Regions from separate parts of the Homo sapiens genome. Here region 1 is linked to region 2. The links are chromatin contacts, found by Hi-C or POLR2A ChIA-PET in ENCODE. All regions are on one chromosome and are shown on one strand. The core of a region is the stretch at or near the end of the contact, and the rest is flanking DNA. Distances in the headings are between cores, read along the strand shown.

Region 1 (3,800 bases), core at 548-3,047, 400 kb before region 2:
AGATCACAACAACCACATTTATTTTGCTGAGGAACCTGATATTTATCCAGGACTGGGCAGAGGCAGCTCATCTTTGCCATTCTCCAGTTCCACACGGGCACAAATTGGGGTGGTTTTTTCGCATTCGTTTTTATAGGGCCTTTCACGATGTCTTTTTATCTCGGGAACCATGGGGAACTTTACGGCAAGTAACAATGTTCACACATAAAACAGGACGGTGTCATTTTTCTCTTTTTGTGCACACAAGTGTCAATTTTTACTGCACCATCAGTAAGTCTAGATTTAATCCAATATGAAAGAAAGTCAAACCCATCACAAAAGAGCAAGGTTATTCTGGCTTGAGCTCTAAAATGCACAAGTCATTGTCCTCTGCAGTCTTGTAAATAGCCTGACATCAGTTGTTTTAAGGTTTTAAGTAGTCTGCGTTTTCATTAGTTATCACTAGATGGTAGCAGAGAGCATCGGTCAGAATTAATAAAAGAGGGTTAAACCAGCTCAAGCAAGCGAAGCCAATGGCTGTAGTATTTAGGAAGCTGCTCAGACCAAGGCTATGGCTGAAGCAGCCCACCCATTCTACACACACGTGGGGCCCAGGAACCTTTGTAAAGTCCTCTACTGTTGGACCTTGTGTCTTGCCAAGTGGCTGTCAGTGTAGGCTGGCATTTAGTGCTGCGTGGCCTTATTGATGGTTACAACCATTTTTTCTGCTTTGGTACCACCCGCCATCTACCGGAACTCTTCAGTACATCTCCACGTGGATCTGAGCTGAGCTTCTCCCGCTTTCTCTGAGAGCATTTCCAGCCAATATGTGTCTGCTTGGTCATGTCCTTGCCTCTGCCCCTTAGCCAGGAACTTTACACAAACATAAAATGTATCTATACCTCTACATCATGCCATAAATGAAAATTGTTTCCAGATTTATCACCGAAGATAAATGTGAAAACATAAGAGATCATGAATTGGAATAAGCAAACATTTCTGAAAACACAAAAACACCATAAAATAGAATGAACAGATATTAGAAGCTACAAAACAAAAGGCACCATAGCAGAGTGAAAAGAGAGTTTATAGAATGGAAGAAGAAACGTGCGATACACAGATCTGGCAAAGGGCTTGCATACAGAGTCTAAACGCTCCTATAAATTACTAAGAAGGCAGGCAGCACAATAGAGAAGTAAAATTACAGATTTGATTAATCATTCACAAAGGAAGCTTGTCCAAGTGGCTAATATTTAAATGATAATTCAGTTTTTTCTTAAGGGAAATGCAAATTAGAGCGAAAATGACATACTACTACTCCCTACCATACTGACTGAAAGCCCAAAACATCCAGGAAAATGCTATTGCTGAATATGTGCAACAGAAATGCTAAGTTGTGGCTGGCACAGTGGCTCACGCCTGTAGTCCCAGCATTTTGGGAGGCTGAGGCGGGAGGATCGCTTGCGCCCAGGAGTTCAAGACCAGCCTGGGCAACACAGTGAGACCACCCCCCCCATCTCTAAAAAGAAAAAATAAATAAAAATTAAAAAAATGCTAAGTTGCTACAACGTCTTTGGAAAACTGTGCCTTTTGCATGGCTCGGTATGTTTAGATACACAAATCCTTATTGTGGTGGAGCCCCTTCCTTCCGAGCTTTCCGGAAAACCAACGACACAACTCCCCAAACAGGAAGCACAACCCGCTTGCACCTGTGCACCATGCTCGGTTGGAGCTCCCAGCTGCCTCCAGGGCACAGCGGCTTTGGAGGAGGGGCCGCGTTGCATGCTGGGAGCAATCTGAGGGGCGGGACCCTAGCGTTTAAGGGCTGTCCTTTTTTGAACCACATTTCCAAAGCGCTCGGGTTCCCCGAGTGGTGCCCCAAGCAGTGGACGAGCAAGGTGCCCGAGAAGGAGGGGACCACAGACACCGCCTGGTGTCCACGGACTACCAGGAAGCCAGGGGGCGGTGGCCTCCGTGGGGAATGCGCATGTGCGGTCCCGAGCCTCAGGCTAGCGTTCGGGACTAGAGTGGGGCGTCGCCGCCGCATGTTGCACCTGTCGGCAGCGCGGCCTCTCCCGGATGTGACGTAGCGTGACGCCTGCAGGATTGATGCTGAAATGACGAGGTGGCAGCGCCGGTTCCTGTAGCTGAGGGGTGTGAGTTCGAGGTCTGATTGTCCTCGTTTTCTACTTCCGGTCACCTCACTGCCACATGGCAGGCCTCCAGGGGAATACGCTTAAGATGAGACACCTGCGCATCTCTCTTTTTTTTTTTTTTTTTTTTTGAGACGGAGTCTCGCTCTGTCACCCAGGCTGGAGTGCGGTGGCGCAATCTCGGCTCACTGCAAGCTCCGCCTCCTGGGTTCACGCCATTCTCCTGCCTCAGCCTCCCGAGTAGCTGGGACCACAGGCGCCCGCCACCACGCCCCGCTAATTTTTTGTATTTTTAGTAGAGACGGGGTTTCATCGTGTTAACCAGGATGGTCTCCATCTCCTGACCTTGTGATCTGCCTGCCTCGGCCTCCCAAAGTGCTGGGGTTACAGGCATGAGCCACCGCGCCTGGCCTCTTTTTTTTTTTTTCTTTTGAGACAGAGTTTCGCTCTGTCACCCAGGCTGGAGTGCCGTGGCCTCATCTTGGCTCCCTGCAACTTCCACCTCTCAGGTTCAAGCCATTCTCCTGCCTCAGCCTCCCGAGCAGCTGGGACTACAGACGCGCACCACCACGCCCAGCTAATTTTTGTATTTTTAGTAGAGACGGGGTTTCACCATGTTGGCCAGGCTGGTCTCGAACTCCTGACCTCAGGTGATCCACCCACCGCGGCCTGCCAAAGTGCTGGGATTACAGGCGCGAGCCAGCACACCCGGTCACACCTTTGCATCTCTAGGCAAGATTCGTAGTCAGAAGACACAAAACCAGACTTGGAATTCCTGATTTAGGGTTGAAATGGCCTCAAGCCTGGGAATACGTGCAGATACCTAAGGACTGGAATTCCGCCCAGGATGACCCTCAAAGGGAAGTTCACGTTTCAGACCTACGGTGTGTGCAGAGCTCAGGCCCCAGGAACTTGGGGACAGAGGTGCCTTCTCGCTTCTCTCTGAATCTGTGTCTGAGGTGAGAGAGGCATGGCCCTGGTGGCCTTTCTTAATTTCAGGTTGGGTTCCAAGAAAGCAATGACGGCTCGCGATTTCTTCTTTCTCACGCCATTCTCTGTTCGGTTGCCAAGGAAGTGGAAAAAAATTGGTTTTGCTTATCTAAAAAGGTTCAGGTGAGTTTATTTTTATTATTTATTTATATGTATTTATTTTTTGAGATGGAGCCTCGCTCTGTCGCCCAGGCTGGAGTGCAATGGTGCAACCTCTCTGCAACCTCCGCCTCGCGGGTTCAAGCGATTCTCCTGCTTCAGCCTCCTGAGTAGCTGGGATTACAGGCATTCGCAACCACGCCCAGTTAATTTTTGCATTTTTAGTAGAGACGGGTTTCACCGTGTTGACCAGGCTGGTCTTGAACTCCTGACCTCATGTGATCCACCTGTCTCCGCCTCCCAAAGTGCTGGGATGACAGGCGTGAGCCACCATACCTGGCCGACTTGCTGTTTAATTCAGCAAAAAGGTGTTGTATTTCTGCTTTGCTGTGACATGTATCGGAAAATTGAGCATATGGAAATAATGAGTGTGAAGAGCAGCATGTGCTCCTGTTTGGGCATTATGCCTCATTAGAAAAAAATCTGGCCTTTCCGGAGGTTGCAGTGAGCCGAGATTGTGCCACTGCACTCCAGCCTGGGTGACAGGGTGAGACTCAGTCTCAAAAACAAAACAAAACA
Region 2 (4,181 bases), core at 1,545-4,044:
ACAAGTATGAGTCCCTACATCACAGTGCCCAGGGAACAGAAGGGCAGGAAAAAGGGTGTCTCCGCTGAGCAGATAAGAGCTGTGGACACAGGAAGGGAGGCCGTGGCAGGGTAATAACACATTAAAACGGTGCATCTGGATGTTTCTGAGCTTAAATTCCAGTTCAGTGACCCTGGATGGGCTCTTTACGTCCCTGAGCCTCAGTTTGCTCATCTGGAAAATGGGGCAGATAACATCAGTAGCCTCAGAGGGTTGCATTGACAATTTAATCTGTGTGCAAAAGGCTTCACACAGGGTCTCACTCTGTCGCCCAGGCTGCATTGCAGTGGCACAATCTTGGCTGACTGTAACCTCCGCTTCCCAGGTTCAAGTGATTCTCCTGCCTCAGCCTCCCAAGTAGCTGGGATTACAGGCGCATGCCACCATGCCCGGCTAATTTTTGTAGTTTTAGTAGAGATGGGGTTTCACCATGTTGGCCAGGCTGGTCTCGAACTCCTGACCTCAGGTGATTCACCTACTGCGCCCAGCCCATAAATCTTAATTATTCATCTGTGTCATTTGGGGAGATATCAATGCCTGGATTCATTCATTTATCCATTCAACACAGAATGAATGACCCACTGATTTAGGCTGCACCTGCTTTCATGAAGCAGAGGTCCTTCCTTTCTCTATGCTACACCTACAATTTTAGGGCAAACATCTTCCAACATCTAATTTATGTGAAGTAAGTTATCTGTCTTTCCACCATGTAGGAGAATTTGTTTCTAACTTTTTATTTTTTTAATTATTTTTATTTATTTAGTTTTAGAGACAGTGTCTCACTGTGTCACTCAGGCTGGAGTGCAGTGGTGTCGTCGCAGCTCACTGCCGCCTCCATCTCTGGGGCTTAAGCAATCCTCCCACCTCAGCCTTCCTTGTAGCTGGGACTACAAGCATGTGCCATCACGCCCGGCTAATTTTTAAATTTTTGTACAGACGGGATCTTGCTGTGTTGCCCAGGCTGGCCTCAAATTCCTGGGCTCAAGCAGGCCTCCCAAAGTGCCGGGATTATAGGTGTGAGCCACTGTGACTGGCCTTAACATTTTATTTTGAAATGATTGGAGGTTCACAGGGAGTTACCAAAATACCACAGAGCAGTCCCAGGTACCCTTCACACAGCTTCCCTGATGCCAGCAGCTTATCTAATCATAGGTCACTGTCAAACCCAGGAAACTAACACTGGCACCATACAATTAATTCAACTCCAGACGGTATTCAAATTTCACCATTTATTTATTTAGCGACAGAGTCTCACTCTGTCGCCCAGGCTGGAGTGCAGTGGCGTGATCATAGCTCGCTGCAGCCTTGAACTCTCGAACTCCTGGGCTGAAGCGATCCTCTCACCTCTCACCTCAGCCTCCCAAGTCACTGGGACTACAGGCACGTGCCATTATGCTTGGCTAATTTTCGATTTTATTTTATTTTTTAAGAAATGAGGGTCTTGCTATGTTGCCCAAGCTGGTCTCGAAACTCCTGGGCTCAAGCGATCCTCCTTCCTCGGCCTCCCAAAGTGTTGGGATCACAAGTGTGAGCCACCACACCCAGCTGATTTCACGAGTTTTTGTATGCACTCTGTGCACGTGTGTGTGTGTGTGTGCAGGGGCGGTTAATTGCCATTTTGTCACAGATGCAGACTTGTGGATCTCCCACAGTGAAGATACAGAACTGCTTCTTGCCCACAAAGTGAACTCCTTCCTGCCACCCCTTTGAAGTCACAGTCACCACCACTATCCCCTGCCCTCCAGCACACTCTCCATTCGGGCAGAATTGTTTGGCTGAATTTTTCCCCAGAATCATCAGCTTTGGTGGCCTGGACAACTTCTTCCCTCCCCTACCCCTTTCCCTAGCGGTAGCAGGAAGGCTACAGCTAGATGGGGGAGCTACAGGGTGTCTGATGAGGAAACTCATGTGGAGAGGGAGACGGGGCAGGGGATGGGGGCAGGTGGTGATTTGAGGTGGAGGCTGAAGTCCTGGTGAATCCAGGGAGTAGAGAGGAGTGAAGGGTCCCCCTTGGGAGGCAACCGGGTCGGGATAGGGAGAGGGAGATGGGGACGATGGTGATCTCTCTCTGGAGTCCGAGAAACCCGGATTCCAGTTCAGCTTCTGCCATTTGCTATCTGAGTGGCCCTGTGCAAGTGGCTTCACCTTCCTCGGCCTCAGCTTCCTGGTCCTACAGAGGGTTTAGCACAGAGGAGAAGCTGGGCGGGGTGTTTGTTGCTGTCCTTGCGGCTCTTAAGGATCGGGGGTGGATGGAAGACTTCTGCTGCTCCCGCCCCACTCAGCCCCTCTGTCTGCCCGCAGCTCAGAGCCCGACTGTGGCCGAGACACTGCATCCTGCCTTCTCCGGAGTCCAGCAGTACACAGGTAGGAGGCAGCCCGCGTGCCCGCGCTGGGCCCTGGCCCCGCCCCCGCCTAGGGCCCCGCCCCCAGGGCCCGCCCCGGACGTGTCGTTCTTCTGTGCCTAGCCGCGCCTCCTACCTCTGGCCCCGCCCCTCAGGGCCCACCCTTAGCCCCTTGTCCTGTATTCAACCCCGGGCCCTGTTACTGGTCCCACCCCACCACCACCTATACCCGCAAACAGGACCTTCCCTTGTCCTTTAAGGACAGCGCTTACCCATGGCCTTACCCTCTCATGTTCTGTGTTGGGGAGAGGGAATTCCCCTTGACCACGTCTCTAGCTCTGACCCAACCCCAGCTCTCGGCCCTGCCCCTTACCCTCCCTCCTGCAGCTCCTAGCCCCGCCCCTCACTTCCTGCCTTTACTCTGACCACGCCTCTCTGATAAAGCCCCGCCCCTACCTCTGGCTCTACTTCTTAAGGCCTGGCTGTGACCCCGCCCTCTGCTGCGGCCCCGCCCCTTAACTCATGGTCCTGCCCACATAGCCCTCCATCAAGTCACGGCCCCGCCCCACTCATGCCCTTCATCCCAGTCTTGCCCCCGCCCTCCACTGTGACCCCACCCCTCAAGCAATGGTCCCGCCCACTCTGGACTGTCCTGTAGCCTTGGCCCCGCCCTCTACTGTGGCCCAACCCCTATACCCCTCCCCTCACGCCATGGGGTCCGCCCCCACCCCCCCTTCCCCGCCCCGTCTCGGTATTGGCCCTGCCCTCCACCATGGCCCCGCCCCTCAGGCAATAGCCCCTCCCCGTTTCGTCTGTGATCTTGGCCCCGCCCTCTGGCCTGGCCCCGCCCCCAAACCCTCCCCACAAAGGCCATGATCACACCCACTCCTGCCTTGGCCCCACCCTCTTATGGCCCCGCCCCCTCCCCGCCCAGCGGCCCAGGCCGCCCACGTGGCCTCACGCCCCTCCTCGCCCTGTGTCTCGCTCCGGTCTCCGCAGCCATGTACCCCACCGCGGCCATCACGCCCATCGCGCACAGCGTCCCCCAGCCGCCGCCCCTCCTGCAGCAGCAGCAGCGAGAAGGTGAGGCGGCCGCAACCTCCCCTGGGCGCCAGCCCCGCCCTCTGCCCGCCCTGTCCACCTGCAGGCTCCGTGTCTGGCCCGGGCCTCTGGGACCCGCGGGGCTGAGAGTGCGGCCTGGGGGCTGGACAGGCCAGAGTTGAGTCCCGGTGCAGCCGCTGACCCCTGGGAATCTCCCTCTCTGTTTCCTCCTCCGAAAAGAGAACCATGCTCGCCCCGACCCCGTAGGAATAGCAGTGACTTCCTACCAGCCCTCTCCAGAACCAAGAGTGATTCTCTGGATTTTTTGGAAAGGAAACCCTTTTTGAGGCTGGGGCATGGCACGATGAGGTATCAGGTAATGAGGCCTCCCCAGTAAAGCCAAGGCTGTCGAAGGAGGGAGGGATTCGATTCTGGAGTCTGACAGTCAGGGTTCAAATCCATACAGTTCTTGCCATGTGCGGTAGATCCCGCCTGTAATTACATAGCGTTTTGGGGGCCGAGGTGGGAGGATCACTTGAGCCCAGGAGTCCAAGACCAGCCTGGCTTAGCAAGACCCCATGTCTACAAAAAAATTAAAAATTGGCCAGGTGTAGTGGTGTGCACCTGTAGTCCCAGCTACTCAGGAGGCTGGAGCAGGAGGATCACTGAGCCCAGGAGGTCAAGGCTTCAGTGAGCTACTATCTCCCCACTGGACTCCAGCCTGGGTGAGAGAGCAAGACTCCATCTCAAAAAAAAAAA

The links. Hi-C counts contacts between places; a loop is a spot of excess contacts on that map. ChIA-PET counts read pairs that join two places held with the same protein, here RNA polymerase II (POLR2A). Pooled maps may share reads with other maps.
Region 1: a pooled map shows a loop between it and region 2 (3-fold over the local background). The contact joins two enhancer-like sites. A Hi-C loop is called at or near these places in 2 of 168 maps with a recorded cell type or tissue (mammary epithelial cell and posterior vena cava) and 2 of 50 pooled maps. POLR2A ChIA-PET finds 5 or more read pairs at or near these places in 1 of 52 experiments (OCI-LY7).

The regions. Positions count from the first base shown.
Region 1 is chr19:2,887,099-2,890,898 of GRCh38, forward strand. No RefSeq gene overlaps it. Among named protein-coding and RNA genes, the nearest start is that of ZNF57, 12 kb to the right of the region's middle. RefSeq lists a silencer at 487-664. Within about 2 kb of position 1,798, at least 12 of the 41 ENCODE cell types and tissues checked have a DNase peak (open chromatin) inside an H3K27ac peak, as active enhancers do.
Region 2 is chr19:3,282,562-3,286,742 of GRCh38, forward strand. CELF5 (CUGBP Elav-like family member 5) reads left to right here. Exons shown (of 13, transcript NM_021938.4): 9 at 2,341-2,403; 10 at 3,381-3,464. Among named protein-coding and RNA genes, the nearest start is that of CELF5, 60 kb to the left of the region's middle. Within about 2 kb of position 2,795, at least 10 of the 41 ENCODE cell types and tissues checked have a DNase peak (open chromatin) inside an H3K27ac peak, as active enhancers do.